2 separate regions of the Homo sapiens genome follow, and region 1 is linked to region 2. Evidence: read pairs that join two places in POLR2A ChIA-PET (ENCODE). Cell type or tissue: GM12878. All regions are shown on one strand. Links, peaks and the distances in the headings refer to the core of each region. The heading gives the core; the rest is flanking DNA. Region 1 has its middle 42 kb from the start of LINC02425. Region 2 holds the start of LINC02389 (long intergenic non-protein coding RNA 2389).

Region 1 (8,682 bases), core at 256-8,255, 1.2 Mb before region 2:
AAGAAATGAAGCATAGGACAAAGTGCAAGAAGAGGAGGGGCAGAACAGAGGTTGAGCTTAGGCTGTCATCTGAAGACAGAAAGAAGGGGGGGATTCTAGAGTGTTTTGAAGGTCAAACTGTGGCATAGGCTATCAAGAATCAAAGGGACAAAGTGACCTCGCTGAGGCTTAGCCTTTCAATCAGGTCCATTGTAGGTATACTAACCAGGGGAAACCAATGACCCAGGTCTATTCTTAGCACAGCTGTTAACTTAAGAAAGCTTCTTGGAACTTGGAGCTCTCTTAGAACCAGACTTTACCAGGTTACTAATTTACCAGGTTACTAATAGTTTTGATCCTCTTTGAACTTGCCTTATGCTTGAATCAAATTGTCTTAATCAAGTAGCCACTCATCTGATGCTCTGAAGACCATCTTCATAAAAATCCTGTAGCTTAATAGGCTTTGTGTAGACAGTACAAGAACTGTAACCCATTGGAAACTAACCTCATCAAAAACAAAGCAGAGATATTGCAAAAGCAGAGGTGGAAGAGAACGTCTCAGGGCACAGATAAAATCACCTATTCGCCCATGGGTAAAATCAAATTCCTCTTGAAAATGAAAATTCTTTTCCCATCCAGAGTGCATTCTCTTATACCATGTACTCAAGACATTCAGAGAAATTCCGTTTCTTTTTCTCTAAGAAAAAAAAATTAGTTTCATCCTTCTGCACTGTGAATTTTGCCTCTTTTGAAGCAAATGGTACTGTTGAAGAATGGCGACTTGGTACGACTGGCAATACTTAAATAACAATAGTGCAAATATTTTAGAGGGGATTGTAAAGGATTCAACATTTTTATTTAAACTCAAGGTTTATTAAATACTTGCCTCAACTCATGATAAGGCATTTTCCTCCCTCTGCCTCAGCCTCACAAATCATATTTCATAAAGGACATCATTCTTAGAGTTTTCAATTCATGAAGATATGGATCCTTGAGTTGATTAGAACATGGGTTTTAGAGTGAGCTGGACTTCAGGTCTAGGTTCCACAAAACAGTACAGCGTGATCTTGCGGAAATTTCTCAGTCTTGATTTTTCTCAACTGTAAAATGAGGCTGCTACTACTTACTTCAGGGATTGCTGGAGGATTACACAAAACATTTTGGGTGCAACAGCACTTGCACAAATAAGCACTACACTAGTTGAAGGGTTAACTGATGCTATTATTATGTAATCAAAAGGCCAAACTTTTCTGTAGATTCTTCCCTCTACTGCAAGGACTCAAAGAAAAGGCAGCACATTTTTCGAAGCTCAGAAGTTCTTTTTGATTTCTCAGTTCTGAAAATAAGAGATGACTTCTACCTTCAAGAGAGAATTGAGCACATGTCCTAAAGATGCTGTTTTAGAGAAATTGGGTATAAGTTAAAATTTTTCTTGTAAAATTATATTTCAAATATGCCTTGGCCCACCAGTCAAAGGATCCTAATGCTAACTTCTATTGTAAATGGCAATAGATTGCCATTGTAATGGTTACAATGGTTACAATAAATAAATAAAATGTAACAATGGTTACAATGGTTACAAATGAGGTTACAATGGTAACCTCAATTGTAAATGGCAATTGATGGGCTATCTGGGGTCAAATCCTCACCTTTGCCACCCCAGCTTCCCCAGTCTCTTCTGCAACACATTTCCAAGAATCTCCCTCTTCACTTGTTTCTGGGCCTGAGTGGGCCAGTGCGAGATCCATGGTGAGACCTAGAAGGGAGAAGAGGAGAGACTATTACTCTCCAGAGGCATTTTCAGGCCAGCGTGTGGGCTGATCACACATGAATGGTCTATGGTTGCTACTGGGTGAGCTCCTGCTAATTACCTGCTTTGGTCCTGCAAGTGGCTGCTGTAGTTGGTAATGGCTTTTTGAGAGTCATTTGCTTTAGTGCAGGCTGAGAGCCTCCGGAAGAGCTCTTGAGAACCGCTCACATAGTCTTGCAGACTGGGATAATGGGTGATGGCTTCCCTGACCTTTGTTCCCCAACCCTACCAATGTTTGTGTAAGCCTCTACTTCCCTCCATTAAAGCCCTTCCTCCATAGAGTGACTTCTGTTTTCCTGACCCAACTTTAACCAAAATGGACAACATAGTGTATTGAACACTAAACTTAGAGTCAAAAGACCTTATATATTATGGTTATTCCATATCATCCCATATTGGCCTAAATCATTTTTTAAAGGAAATTTTCATTTTCCATTTGTGGATGTAACATAATTCATTTAACCAATCCTCTGTTGAAGGACACTCGGTTTCTCATTTCTGATTTTTCTCTGTTTTAACACCAATGAACATCCTTGTATACTTTGCACACTCATGTGAGCATATCTGTAGAATAAATTTCTGGAAGTGAATGCTGTGTCCCCAAATAGTAGTATCAATTCCAAAAATAGTATGTAGTTTTTACTTTTGTCCTTTAGAAACCACCTGTGTGATTAGGTAAATTAATTAATCTGGGCCGGGCATGGTGGCTTACGCCTGCGATCCCAGCACTTTGGGAGGCCAAGGCAGGTGTATCATCTGAGGACAGGAGTTCGAGACCAGCTTGGCCAACATGGTGAAACCCCATCTCTACTAAAAAGACAAAAATTAGCTGGGTGTGGTGGCGGATGCCTGTAATCGCAGCTACTCGGGAGACTGAGGCACGAGAATCGCTTGAACCCAGGAGGTCAAGGCTGCAGTGAGCCAAGATCGTACCACTGCAGTCTAGCCTGGGTGACAGAGCAAGATTCTGTCTCAAAAAAATAAAAAATAATAATAATCTGTGTTTCACTTTCTGTGTCAGAAACCCTCTGACTTTTTCTAAGAAAAATGTTTTCTGTTATTTATGTCTAAGGTAGTAACAGCAATAGTAATAGTGATAGTATAATCACTGAAATCTATTTTCTTTCTAGAGGATCAAATTTAAAATATCATAAAAGTATTTTCCTTTTCTTTGTATTTAAAAGTATGTATATCATTCAAGGATATCTGATTGAACTTTCACTAAAATGTATCAGGAAAGTCCTGTTACCGTGTGTGAGCTGGGATACAGAGGTCATGAGGTGAGATCTCCTTGTTTCATGCTTCTTTCTTTCTGCAATGCCAGGACTATGTGGGAGGACAGTGTTTACATTTGTGGCCGGATATATATTTGTGTGGAAAGCAAGAAATGCTTGAAGCATTATTTCAAGTTCATAAGAAGTGTGTGCTGTTATTCCTTGCAACTACTATCAACATGTATGGCTTCCACAACAAAATTTTTCCCCTTTTTTCTTTATCATCACTGGATGGAAATATACAGCTTACTGCTAAGATCATATTTCCAGGTTAGTGAGGTAAGAGTTCCTAAATCTTTATTTATTTCAGATCTCAATTATGAGGCTATATTGCAAGTTTGATAGTGTCTAATCCATCATAAGTACTCAATAAGTATTTGTTAAAGAACAAATGGTTTCATTAACTACAGAATGCATTGCAGTGTATTTTTCCACTATAAAATTTCTACCACCTTGAAGATATCAGAAAAGTTTCCTATATTCCTTGCCATTGCTTTTCTGCTCTCAGTTTAAGAGACAGCTTGCCTCTCATGATCAACTGCAGAAAACTTTGTGGTTTTTTGTTTGTTTTTGTTTTGTTTTGTTTTGAGACAGGGTCTTGTTCTGTTGCCCAGGCTGGAGTGTGCAGTGGCATGATCATAGTTCACTGCAGTTTTGAACTCCTGGACTTAAGCTCAGCTGGCACACATCACCATGCTCATTTAATTAAAAAAAATATATATATATATATTAGCAGAGACGAGGTCTTGCTATGTTGTCCAGGCTGGTGTCAAACTCCTGGCCTCAAGCAATCCTGCCACCTTGGCCTCCCAAAGCGTTGAGATTACAGGTGTAAGCCACCTCAACCAGTACCCTCCCTTCTTAAAAAATAGAGATAGGGTCTCATTCTGTTGCCTAGGCTGGAGTGCAGTGGCACGATCATAGCTCTCTGTAACCTAGAACTCCTGGCCTCTGCCTCAGCTTCCCCAAGTGCTGGGATTATAGGCATGAGTTGCCACACCTGGCAAGTGCAGGAGAACTTATAGAATCTTACAGAATTGGCCGGGTGAGTGGCTCACACCCGTAATCCCAGCACTTTGGGAGGCTGAGGTGGGAGGATCACTTGAGGCTAAGAGTTCGAGACTAGCCTAGTCAACATGGCAAAACCCTGACTTTTCTGATAATACAAAAAAAAAAATTGTCAGATGTGGTGGCATGCACCTGTACTCCCAGCTACTCAGAAGGCAGAGGCAGGAGAATCACTTGAACCAGGGAGGTGGAGGTTGCAGTAAGCCGAAATAGCGCCACTACACTCCTACACTCCAGCCTGGGTGACAGAGGGAGACTCTGTCTAAAATTTAAAAAAAAAAAAAGAATCTTATAGGATTTCTGGGTTAAACTTCTTTTTTAAAAATGCCAGAAGATATGCTAGCTGTTTTTTGAATGGAATGTTGTTGCACCTTGCACCTCATTTTTTTTTTTTTTTTTTTGAAATGGAGTCTCGCTCTGTTGCCCAGGCTGGAGTGCAGTGGCGCAATCTCCGCTCACTGCAAGCTCCGCCCCCCAGGTTCATGCCATTCTCCTGCCTCAGCCTCCCGAGTAGCTGGGACTACAGGCACCCGCCACCACACCCGGCTAATTTTTTTCTGTTTTTAGTAGAGACGGGTTTCACAGTGTTCACCGGGAAGGTCTCGATCTCCTGACCTCGTGATCCGCCCACCTCAGCCTCCCAAAGTGCTGGGATTACAGGCGTGAGCCACCATGCCTGGCCGCACCTCTATTTTTAAGCAGGACAAAATATCTTTGGAACAGCCAAATAAGTGAAGAGTGTTGAACTAATTGGAAGAAGATGAAACTTAATGGACTCCCCTCTGCTCACTTTTTTCTTATCCTTGGATTTGATTTTTGAATAATTTTATTTGGAGAATGATTTGGTGATACCCTGGAAGAGATTCGAGGGATTAACTGTAATGGCCAGTTGGTCGCAAGCCACGTAAGGAACCTCACATGATTCAGAGTGTGAACCATTCCTAAAACGGAAATTAGAACTGAAATTTTCACATGTAGACCTAGCGCTAATGGGAAATCAACATAGAAAAAGTTACGTTGCAACTGAAAACATTAGGCTTGGAAGCCAGACACATCACACTTTGATATCTTACAAGTTGAGTCACTTTAGCCAAACAAGTTTCCTCATCTTTACAACTAGGTGATAATGCCGTCCTCCCAGGGATGCTAATAGGCTGAAATAAGACAAACAGCTTGCAATAGACACATCCTGATATTCTTCTGTTATCATTGAGTGTGTTTGCAGGTTGAAGAACTCAGACAAGGAATGGATTTTTATATATTGGTCCCTCTCGCATTCAAATTTGTAGTTAGTAGATCAACAAAACATAGGCTTGATGAACCAACCCTTAAAACTATAGATACTGCCTTGTAATCTGTTCCTACACATTTATTTCTTATAACAGGGCTTAGGAAAATTTCTCTTTCAGTTTTAATGTTTCTCACTTGTTAAGTGAAGGTGTTCGCATAAGAGGAACTTCTAGGTTCCCACAACTCTCTAAGAGGAAGCTTATGCTGTTTTTGTTTCACTGTTGGTCCAACACAGGTCACAACTTTGGATTATTTTCCCTCCCAGTCCTGAACCCTCTTGGAAACACCCTTATTCTATGTCACCAGCCCCCATCCCTTATCTTGATAAAAAATTTGTTCAGATTGTATCTTTGGCCTGTCTATAATCTCAAAATAGGGGAGCCTCAAACACACATTCCTAGAATTTAGAGATAGCAATTTGTGAAATCATTAAAACTAGTCACAGTTTATGGCAAAAGTTTAAAAAACAAAACAAAACTTGTTGATTTCATTCACGTCTAAAAAATATTGTATTCATTTTTGTTTTAACCTCAGTGTTAGAAGTGAAATATGCAGACTGTGAAGCTGGTAAATGTTGGGGCATATATTTAAGGCAAAATACACTGTAGTCTCCTCAAAGCGCAGGAAAGAACAAAACTCTTATGCCCTGGATGTATGCACTGCACTGTTTGTAAAGGAAAACAGCTTCTCTCTGGGCCCAAGAGAAGCAAGAAGTGGAGGGACTGGAATCCCCCACAATGCAGTGATTTCCTCTTTTTCTATTCTTAGGCCACAGCAGTCTCTAAGGATATGCTAACATGTTCTTTCCTCACCAAACTCCCTGAGGAAAGGGTCCAGAGGAATGGCTCATATCAAGGGTCCTAGAACTTGGAATGAGGAAACCTAGAACTTGGAGCCAGACCTAGCAACTAGAGGGTAAATCCAGTTTCCCCAGTAACACCCCATCCCTCCCTGGGTGCAGTCCCTCAGCGATTAATCTAAGCTTCTGATACAGGTTATAGGGGCAAAGAGATAAAGGGCTAGAATTTCCAAGACTGGGTGGAGTTGAGGCTCAGAATTCTCAGCCTATTCCCCCCAGGGCGTACCATGCAGTTAGCCTGCCAGTGTGGGGGTGGTGGGCCGCAGGGAAAGTAGTGAGGGTGAGCTATGCCACTCACAGAAAGTCAAGTTGGTAACCAGTATGGGGTTACCTATGATATCGAGAAAGGGGCCCCCACTCCCACATCTTTTGCACCAGAGTCCCCCTCCCTGGTTAGCCTAGAAATGACCTGGACTCCAGCCTTCGGCTCTCTCATCTGCCTGGCACAGCCCTGCTACAGCAGCATCCTGAGGTGGAGGGCTCATCTCAGTAGCTCCCCCTTCAATAGCTAACTGCTTTTTGCTGAACAGTAATGCACTATCTCAGTTTGTTTTCTGTTCGTATTACAGAATACCTGAGGCTGGGTAATTTACAAATAAAAGAAATTTGTTCCTTACAATTCTAGAAGCTGAGCAGTCCAAGGTTGAGAGGCTGCATGTGGTCAGCTTCTGGCAAGGGCCTCATGCGGGGTCATAGCACGGCAGAGGCGCCACAGGGCAAGAGGGTAGGAGCCCGAGTGTCAGCCTGGGTCTCTCTTCCTCTTCTTAGAAAGCCTCCAGTCCCATCATGGGGGCCCCACCCTGAGGACTTTATCTAATCCCAACTACCTCCCAAAGGCCCCACCTCCAAATACCATCAACATATGAATTCTGGGATTCCGTTTCCGACATATAAAATTTGGGGGACACATTAAAACCATAGCCAATACTAATTTCTCAGAGCCCTCCAAAATATATTCCTAATTGACCTCTCCTTCTGTTTTCTTTTCCTTCCCAAACTATATCCTCTATTTCAAGAAACATCTTTATATAATTCCCAGAAATTACTCCGTGTTTTCCCACTTTCAGGCCCTTGCACTTACACCCTCTGCCTGTTTGCCCCCTGAATACTTGCTGGCAGAGCTTGTGGCCACAGTGTTTGGCCTTAGATAACTTTGCCACAAAATATCTCACTTTCATTGTTATTATTTTTGCATCGCTCTTGTATAGTGACCTTGGAAACAAAAGACATCATTCTATTTATAGCATTCTGGTTTTAGTAATCATATTTTCATTTTAAAAATATAGTAATTTTTGGCCAGGCACAGTGGCTCATGCCTGTAATCCCAGTACTTTGGGAGGCCGAGGCGGGCGGATCACCTGAGGTCGGGAGTTCAAGACCAGCCTGACCAACATGGAGAAACCCCGTCTCTACTAAAAATACAAAATAAGCCTGGCGTGGTGGCTCATGCCTGTAATCCCAGCTACTCGGGAGGCTGAGGCAGGAGAATCACTTGAATCCGGGAGGCGGAGGTTGTGGTAAGCTCAGATTGCACCATTGCACTCCAGCCTGGGCAACAGGAGCAAAACTCCCTATCCAAAAATATATATATATGTATATATATTTATTTTATATGTATATATATTTATTTTATATATACACACATACATATATATGTATATATGTGTATATATATGTGTATATATCTATATGTATTCAGGAGGCAAACAGGCAGAGGGTGTAAGTGCAAGGGCCTGAAAGTGGGAAAACACGGAGTAATTTCTGTGAATTATGTAAAGATGTTTCTTGAAATAGAAGATATAGTTAGGGAAGGAAAAGAAAACAGAAGGAACGGTCAATTCGGAATATACTGACTTTTGGGAGCCCGCCTCGGCCTCCCAAAGTACTGGGATTACGGGCATGAGCCACCACGCCGGGCCAAAAATTACTATATTTTTTAAATGAAAGTATGATTACTAAAACCAGAATGCTATAAATAGAATGATGTCTTTTGTTTCCAAGGTCACTATATAAGAGCAATGCAAAAATAATAACAATGAAAGTGAGATATTTTGTGGCAAAGTTATCTAATACATATATGTGTTTATATAACATATACATATATGTGTATATATAACATATACATATATGTGTTTATATAACATATACATATATGTGTATATATAATATACATATATGTGTATATATAATATATACATATGTGTATATATAATATAGACACATATGTGTATATATAATATAGACACATATGTGTATATATAATATAGACACATATGTGTATATATAATATAGACACATATGTGTATATGTAATATAGACATATATGTATATATTACATATTCACATATGTGTATATATTACATATACACATATGTATGTATAACATATACACATATATGTGT
Region 2 (8,682 bases), core at 165-8,164:
AATTAAAGGAGGCAATCCATGTAAGGCTCTTAGCACAGTGCCTGTCAAACAGGAAGCACTCAATAAATATTAATTGTTATTTTGTGTTTATCTTCCTTCACTATCCCATAGACTCATAATTCTCAAAATTTATGGTCTCTAAACCTCTTTAGACAAGATTTAAACTTAACATAAGCTCTCAAAAATTATGAGGACCCTAAAGAGCTTATACATGATATCTTTTATTTAGTGTATTATAAGTAAAGTCAAAATATTTTAATTCTTTTAAAAATACAATAAATCCATTATCATAAATAAGATTCTATGAAAAATAACCACATTTTCCAAAACAAAAATATTTGGTGAAAGAGCAGTATTGCTTTACATTTTTGCAAATCTCTTTCCTATGTGGTTTAATAGAAGACAGCTGGGTTCTCCTATCTGCTCCTGCATTCAAGCTGTTGTGATATCACACATTATGCAGCCTCTGAAAACCTCCTTGTATACTTGTGAGAAAATGGGAGTGAAAAAGGCAAATCACGCCCTGATGTTGCTATGAAAATAGTATGACCTCTCGGACTTTATGAAAGAACCCTGGAGCAGTGTCCAGATTTTCTGATGTCAATATCAGCACCGCAGAGTCTCAAGTTCCAAGTCAGTTCATTGTTGGAGTTGGGAGAATTTTCCCAGACTATAAGGCCAACAGAATTGGATGTGAAAACAACTGCTGGTGCAACTGTGACTAGGCCCTAATTAAATGAGGCAGGAAAACCCTTAATCCCAACCTCACCATATACCCTCCGGTTCAGAAACTCAGGCCTGAGCCATGCAGAAGCCAGACCCCTGTTGTTCTGCCATTTGGATGAAGCTTGTTTGTGAATAAAATACTGGAATCCATCCATTTCTCCGGATTGAACATTAGCAACTGTTTTTTTTAATTGCTTTTCTTGTTTTTGTTTTTTTAATTTGTTTTAGAAGACAGTCAATTCAAAAAAAATTTTCTTGATGTAATTCCTTTTTCAAAAATTATCTTTTTAAATTCTGGAAATCCAATGTTTATGACTTAAGCCTTGTTATTTTTATACTATTAAAGGTTTGGGGTTTAAGGCTTTGTTTTGTGTTTTTGGCAAGCCTTTAAACAAATATTGTTGTTGAATAAGAACCTCTTCAAATGTTTTACTCATTCTTTATTGACCTTTCAAGATACACACAGTAGTGACATCACAGCCACCATGTCTAGCAGTGACACTCCAAACCATTTACCAGGCAAACTTAAGGAGTGGTTCATTCTCTGCACCTGGTGGGGATGGACAGTCCCTCCTGGAGGGGATCCATTGGTTACCTCTAAGATAATTTCAAAAGAAGGTGGAACTGGGACTCTCTGGGGCTGACTACTTTCTCAGGGAGAGGCATCAGGTGCAAAGCTATTTTTATCTCTTCAAAGCTCTACAACACAGGCTAGTCTTCCCCTCCCCCAACTATTTCTAGAAATTTGAAATGTTATTGTATCAGTCAAGACTAAATTGCTGGCACCAAACCCAAATTGAAGAGAAGACTTTTGGAGGGTAAGGGGTGGAGTATCCTCATTTATTGGAAACACTTTGCAATCATTCCACTCAATTTAGGAGGGCTGTGAAAATATAAGCATAAATAAAAATAATATATAAAACAACATAAACAATACAAATAACATCATGTATGGATTTTTGGCTGTGAAAATTATAACAGCAACTTATTACTATGAACAGCATGCTAAGTAAAAATGGTCCTATTCTTAGCTGAAGCACATTCTAATCTCTAGGTCTGTCTCTATCTCTGTCTTTCTAAATTATCTATACTATTTCTATACCTATACCTATATCTCTCTACATATGTAGCTCAGAAACTTTGTACTTGCTGTTTCCTCTTTCTGGAACATTCTTTCCCCCAAATACATGGATGAGGCCTTCTGACACTATAGCAGTCCCTAACAGCAGCTGTGGGCTCTCCTGTGATTCTCATATCAGTGAGCCTCCTACACCAATGATATACTCCATGCACATGGTGGGGGTTAGGGGATTGGGAACATATGGCAACTTGCCAATGTCAGAATGTTATTTTAAGTCACTTAATTACACCGAGCTACAGATTTTCATCAGTGAAAAAAAAGAGTGGTCCAGACTGGTAGTTTCCAAACTCTGTTCCCCAGAACCCCAAGATCTCCCCCAAAGCAACTTCAGGGGTAATGCTGGCAACCAGAGAGGAAACCAGTGTGCAGAGCTCTGGCCTCTCTGCCCCCACCTGAATGAGGGTAGTGGTTCAGTTGTACTCCAAAAGTCCAGATATTCACCCTAAAACATACAGGGATTTAGTATGTGATTATAAAGGTGGCATTTTTAATCAATAGGGGAAAGATTAATAAATGGTGCCGGCACCACTAGGTAACTATTTGGAAAAAATAAATGTTAAGATGGAACCTTAGTTCCCAACTTACACAAAAGTAAATTCCAAATGAGTCAGATTTAAACATAAAAAATGAAACCATAAAACTAGTAGAAGGAAAAAATTAAAGAACTTTAACCACAAAGAAGTAGAGAGAGCCTTTCCAAACATCACACAAAACCCAGAAGCTATAATAGAAAAGATTAATAGATATGACCAAATAAAAATGACCTTAAATCTATATACATGTCAGTAAATCAGCATGAACAAAGTCAAAAGATAATTGACAAAATGAGAAAAATATTGTGACACAGATTACAGACAAGGATGTTTTTCTTAACGCATAAAAAACTCACAAATCAGTAAGAAAAAGGCTGGGTGTGGTGGCTCATGCCTCTAATCCCAGCACTCTGGGAGGCCGAGGCAGGCTGATCACGAGGTCAGGAGATCAAGACCATCCTGGCTAACATGGTGAAACCCCCATCTCTACTAAAAAAAAAATACAAAAATTAGCCAGGCGTGGTGGCGGGCACCTGTAGTCCCAGCTACACGGGAGGCTGAGGCAGGAGAATGGCATGAACCCGGGAGGCGGAGCTTGCAGTGAGCCGAGATCGCACCACTGCACTCCAGCCTGGGCAACAGAGTGAGACTCCATCTCAAAAAAAAAAAAAAAAAAACCAGTAAGAAAAAAAACAGCAAGAATGAGCAAAGCCTATGAACAAAGGACATATAAATAACTTTTAAATATATGTCAACCTTATGCATATTTTTCAAACATACATTAAGTACTCACCCAATCAGAAAAGATCAAAAAATTTGATAAGATTCTCAGTAATGTGGGGGTAGGAGGAATTGGGCACTTCCTTACATTGCTGATGGAAGCAGAAACTTATGGAACATCTGTGGAGAGCAATTTGGCAACATGTATCAAAATTTTAAATGTGCATTGTTGACAAGTAATTCCATGTCTTAGAATTTATTCTTTAGCTAACTTCCTTATTAGCAATATTACATCATATGTACAAGGATATGCATATTCCATAGATATGAAATTGGAAGCAAACAAATAATCTAATAATAGATTAGAGAATAAATGTATTGTGCACAGACCTGAAATGGAAATCTATGCAGCAGTAAAAAAGAACGAGGTGGCTCTACTTGCACTGTTCTGGAACAATCTCCATGGTACATAGTGAAAAAGGAAAGTTCAGAAGGTTATTGTGTTACTGCTTACGAAAGTGTGTGTGTGAGAATGTGCTTGAATATGCATAAAACATCTCTGAAAGGATACAAAAGAAAGGAGTAACATCGGTTTCCTGTGGGTAGAAGCTTTGAGTGGATAGGGGACAAGGGGTGGAGGGAGACCTAGTTTTCCTATGTGCTTTTTCGTACATGTTAAATTTTCACCTTGTGCAAATATTATCTACTTAAAGTACAAGTCTAAACAATAATTTTATAATGTTCTGCTCCTTAAAAACCTTTGAAAATCATTGAGCTACATGATGCCTAGGATTGCCATTAGTAATGTTTATTATTGTGATATAACCACTTTTTATTAAATAATATCATGATTCTGTAATTTGTTTCACACTTGACAAATGTACTAGAAATTCTGCTCCATAGCTATACATGCAACAAAAATCTTTACACTTTTCACCATCTGTTAAATTCTGTTGCATAGACATTTGTGGAGTTCATCACATACGTTATATGTAGCTCAACCTTCCCCAGACCTTAGCAACTTCTTGGTCCAGATAGGGTCCCTGCAGCAACAATGACTCAACACCGTTCTCACAGACATATTTTGAAACAGGGCCTATAAAGTCCTCCCATCCCCTTAACTGGGCAAGGTTTTCTTTTTATATGTATATATATATATTTTTTTTTATTATACTTTAAGTTCTAGGGTACATGTGCACAACGTGCAGGTTTGTTACATATGTATACATGTGCCATGTTGGTGTGCTGCACCCATTAACTCGTCATTTATATTAGGTATATCTCCTAATGCTATCCGGTTTTCTTGAAATCTTCAGGGGGTGCCTCTCATGTGTTCCCAAACAAGTATGCTCCCAGCAGGCACTCCCACGGCTCTGCTGAACACTGCAGGTCCCGTGAGACCCACTTTCTCACCCAGCCCTGCTGCTTCCCCGCAGACGCCATTAGAGATGCCCTAGAGCCCCCCCCCCCCCCCGCCCCCGACCCCCCGTGAGAAAGCTGCCGCTCACCTGGGGGAGATGGAGCGAATGCCACGCTCTGTTTCCATTGCGTTCTGTCAGACAAATCCCACAAATATGCTGCTTGGGCTCCCAGATTTTATGGAACTTGGTGACACAGCTCTTCTTGTTTTGCTCACAGTCACTCTGCCCTCAACAGGACTCCTCCGGGAATGCAGATGGAACCGGAATGGTAGACAAAACTGGGGAAAGACAATCACCTCTCCTTCTGTGATGAGAATATAAGACCAAAGAAGACTCAAAGGGCTTGAGGAAAGAACCATCTTCAGAAAACAAGAACCATGTTCCTTGACTCTGTCACCTCTCTACACCACCTATTATTATCATGGGAAGACGGAGCCAAAACTGAGAGAGCAGTTTAGGAGAGGTTTGAGTCACTGGAAAGTAAAAAATAATCCTGACTACTGTTCACTGATACAGCCACCATTTTGCCCTTATAATCTGTAATCTTCACAACACCTCTGTTTCAGTTAAGAGTTTTTCAACATGAGTGGTAGAAAATCTGACCAAACTGGCTAAACCCCAAAATTGGAATGTTAGCTGATATAGTAAATAAGCTGAGACAAATTGGCTTTGGGCGTGGCCTGATCCAGAGCTCACAGGCCCTGAAAGCAGCCTGCTTTCTCTCTGTTTCTCAGCTCTGCTTGCTGAGTGTTAACTCTTCTCCAACAAGCTCTCCCCTCATGGTTACAAGAGAGCTGCCAGCAACAACTCCTGGGCTTTTTCCTTCCAGGTTAAATTCTGTTGCATATTCATTTATGGAGTTAATCACATAAGCTATATGTAACCCAATTTTCCCCAAACTTTAGCAACTTAGGACCAAATCCAGTAGAAATGAGTGAGTCTGCTTACGTGAGAGTTCAAAACAAGAGCCTAGGAATTGAGCTTCTTTTCCTGTGGCTCATCCATGGGTCAGACACCATGGTGAGGAGGAGGAAGAGTGCTGAGTGTCTGAGCTCAGGCCCTGTGCTCCCTCCAGGGCCATCACTGTCACCGGAAGTACATGGGCAGAGGTGGAGGAGGGCTGGCTCCCCAAGCAAAATTAAGGCAATGTTGCCAAAGCATAGTAAATTCTGGGCAGCAAAGACGGCAATTGTCCACAACAAACCCTATGAGATTGAAATTATTCTCATTGTACAGATGTGGAAATTGAAGGTCTCAGATGTTAAGTAACTTGCCCCAAATCATATAGTGGCATAGATTGGATTTTACCTCATTAATGTGTGCGATGAGACCAAAAGGATAGGTAGGTATCTGCCAGGCAGACTGAAGCAAGGAGGGTGCTCGAAGCAAGGATTTATGAATACACAGCAGTATGAGGGCATTAGCGGAGTGGGGGGCCTTCAGGGAACTTGGAGTTATGGGCAAAGTTATAAGACAGTGTAGCAAAGGAAAAGCTCAGGCTCTGGTGTCAGATAGATCCAGATGTTATTTGCCAGCTAAATAGGTTGCAGTGAGCAGGTTGCAGTGAGCTGAGATTGCGCTACTGCACTCCAGCCTGGGCGACAGAGCAAGACCCTGTCTCAAAAACAAAAAAAAATTACTAAGGGAGGTTTGTTTGTTTTTTTGCTTTGTTTCACATTTTAATATAGATTTCTGGACTCTCCAGGGATAGAGAGATTCCTAGGTTGAGGTATCAGGAAGTTTCCTCCCAGAAAACTGTTGATCACATAGGGGAATTCATCCACCTCCTTCCAACTGGCCAAGGATGTAACTGCTCACTTCACCTTCATCATCTGTAATACAGTGCCAGTAAGCTTCACAGAGCTCTTGGGAGGAATAAGTGAGATAGCACAAAGGAGCTAGTATAGTGCTGAGCTCAAGGAGCTCCACCAATGGTTGATATTATGGTGCTGGTGAGGATAGGTTGCACGAGGTAATGAATGGGGAAGCTGTGGGAAAATAAGACGGAAAATTAACCATGGGTCAAATCATGCTAAGATAAGGATTTTAGCTTTTACCCTCCAGAAATTGAAGAAAGATTTTGACCAGAGGGATGGCCCAATTAGTTTTTCATTTTAGAAAGATCATTCTGGCAGCAGTGTATAGCCAAGCAGCAGAGAGGTGGGGTGGGCAGGGGGAGGGTCCAAAATGGATGGCAGTGAGACCAGTTAGGAGACCATTACAATACAGTCATGTGCCACACCACGTTTCAGTCAACGATGGACCTCATGTGCTATGGTGGTCCTGTGTGATTGTAATACTGTATTTTTACTGTACCTTTTCTAATATGTTTAGATACACAATTACCATTGTGTTACAACTGACTGCAGTGTTCGGCACAGTAACTTGCTATACAGGTTTGTAGCCTAGGAGCAATAGGCTACACCATATAGCCCAGGTGTGTAGTAGGCTATACCATCTAGGTTTGTGTGAGCACACTCCGTGATATTCGCACAATGTTGAAATTACCTAACAATTTCCCCATCGTTACCCCCGTCATCAGGTGATATATGGCTATAGTTAACTTGTTCAGTGGTTGCTAAACTTAGTTCAACGTTCAAATTACTAAGGAAGGCCAGGCACAGTGGCTCACATCTGTAATCCTAGCACTTTGGGAGGCCAAGGTGGGCGGATTGCTTGAGGCCAGGAGTTCAAGACCAGCCTGGTGGACATGATGAAACCCCATCTCTACTAAAAATAGAAAAATTAGCCGGGAATAGTGGTGCACACTTGGTAGTCCCAGCTACTTGGGAGACTGAGGCAGGAGAATCACTTGAACATGGGAGGCGGAGGCTGCAGTGAGCCAAGATTGTGCCACTGCACCCCAGCCTCGACAACAGAGTGAGACCCTGTCTCAAAAAGAAAACAATTACTAAGGAGGTTTTTTTTTATTTTTTGCTTTGTTTCATGTTTTAATATAGATTCCTGGACTCTCCAGGGATAGGGAGATTCCTAGGCTGAGGTATCAGGAAGTTTCTTCCCAGAAAACTGTTGGTCCCATAGGAGAATTGATCCACCTCCTTCCCAGTGATCAGCATTGCCTAAAGGAAAACTAGAATTGTTATAGCAAGGATGTAAACACTAAGAAACAAGTGAACTTTCTGGTTTTTTAATGTTAAAACAACAACAACTCTTGAAGCCCCTGGGGCACAGGTTGGTGTAGCTAGATAAAGATTGCCTGGGATGGAAGGGATGGAGAGAATGGAATCAAGTGACACTTTGCAGGTCATTTGGTCTCACCAGAGCAAACGACCAGGAAGGAAGCAACCTTCAACGTGATGGTATTTGAAGGCGGGGCCATTGGGAGGTAATTAGGTTTAGATGACACCAGGAGGATGGGACCCTCATGATGAGGTTAGTGCCCTTATCAGAAGAGGAAGAGACCAAAACATACTCCCTTTCTCCATTGTGTGAGGACACAGTGAGAAGGTAGCCATCTGCAAACCAGGAAGAGGGCCCTTCCTCACCAGATACCAAATTTGCAGACACGTTGATCTTTGACTTCTCAGCCTCCAGAACTGTGAGAAAGAAATGTCTGTGTTTAAGCCACCTCAGTCTATGGTACTTTGTTACAGCAGCCTGAACTGAGTCAGACATTCAGCATTGGGAGATGGCCAGCAGGGAACGGCATGAAAGCTGACCCAATACCTACAGTACCAGTCCCCATTCAGGTGAGCACTGGCTGCCTTTGTGGAAGAACCACTCCAACAGTTCTGCCTTCAGCCACTGTCCAGCAAAGGCCTCCCATCCATCACTGTATCCTGGTGGCTCTATGACTGTAGACTTGCTGACTTTACTCTGAGCTGCCTGATGTGGATAACAGATAACTCCCACTTCAATGGTCCAAATACTCACCGGCCTTCACATTTCCATCCTGGGGATGAATCATAATTCATCCAAACATCTCCCCTATTCCCAGATGTTTATATTGTTTTCAGGTTTCCATTAGTACATTTAATACTTCAATGAACATTTGCACATAAAGCTTTTACTGCATAACTTCCAACTCTAAAATATCTGGTATTCTTTGACAAAACCTAGTAATGGCTATTTCTTTGAGTTCAGGATACCAAGTCTCAAGTACTATTCCCTTCTCAAAAGA

The links. ChIA-PET counts read pairs that join two places held together with the same protein. Peaks named below come from ENCODE experiments on the same cell type or tissue, not always from the same donor. Only the 100,000 strongest peaks of a DNase experiment are listed, where the experiment ranks them.
Region 1: POLR2A ChIA-PET joins it to region 2 with 11 read pairs; 4 of 35 experiments call an interaction of 5 or more read pairs at or near these places.

Annotation. Positions count from the first base shown.
Region 1 is chr12:66,069,218-66,077,899 of GRCh38, reverse strand. No RefSeq gene overlaps it. Among named protein-coding and RNA genes, the nearest start is that of LINC02425, 42 kb to the right of the region's middle. In GM12878, for the core only: no CTCF peak of the experiment used is centred there; DNase peaks (open chromatin) are centred at 5,119 and 5,585; H3K27ac peaks cover 3,581 bases.
Region 2 is chr12:64,879,812-64,888,493 of GRCh38, reverse strand. TBC1D30 (TBC1 domain family member 30) reads right to left here. Exons shown (of 12, transcript NM_015279.2): 12 at 7,461-8,682. LINC02389 (long intergenic non-protein coding RNA 2389) reads right to left here and starts at 4,720. Exons shown (of 3, transcript NR_033988.1): 1 at 4,629-4,720. In GM12878, for the core only: no CTCF peak of the experiment used is centred there; DNase peaks (open chromatin) are centred at 3,688, 4,563, 4,953 and 5,223; H3K4me3 peaks cover 2,163 bases; H3K27ac peaks cover 6,587 bases.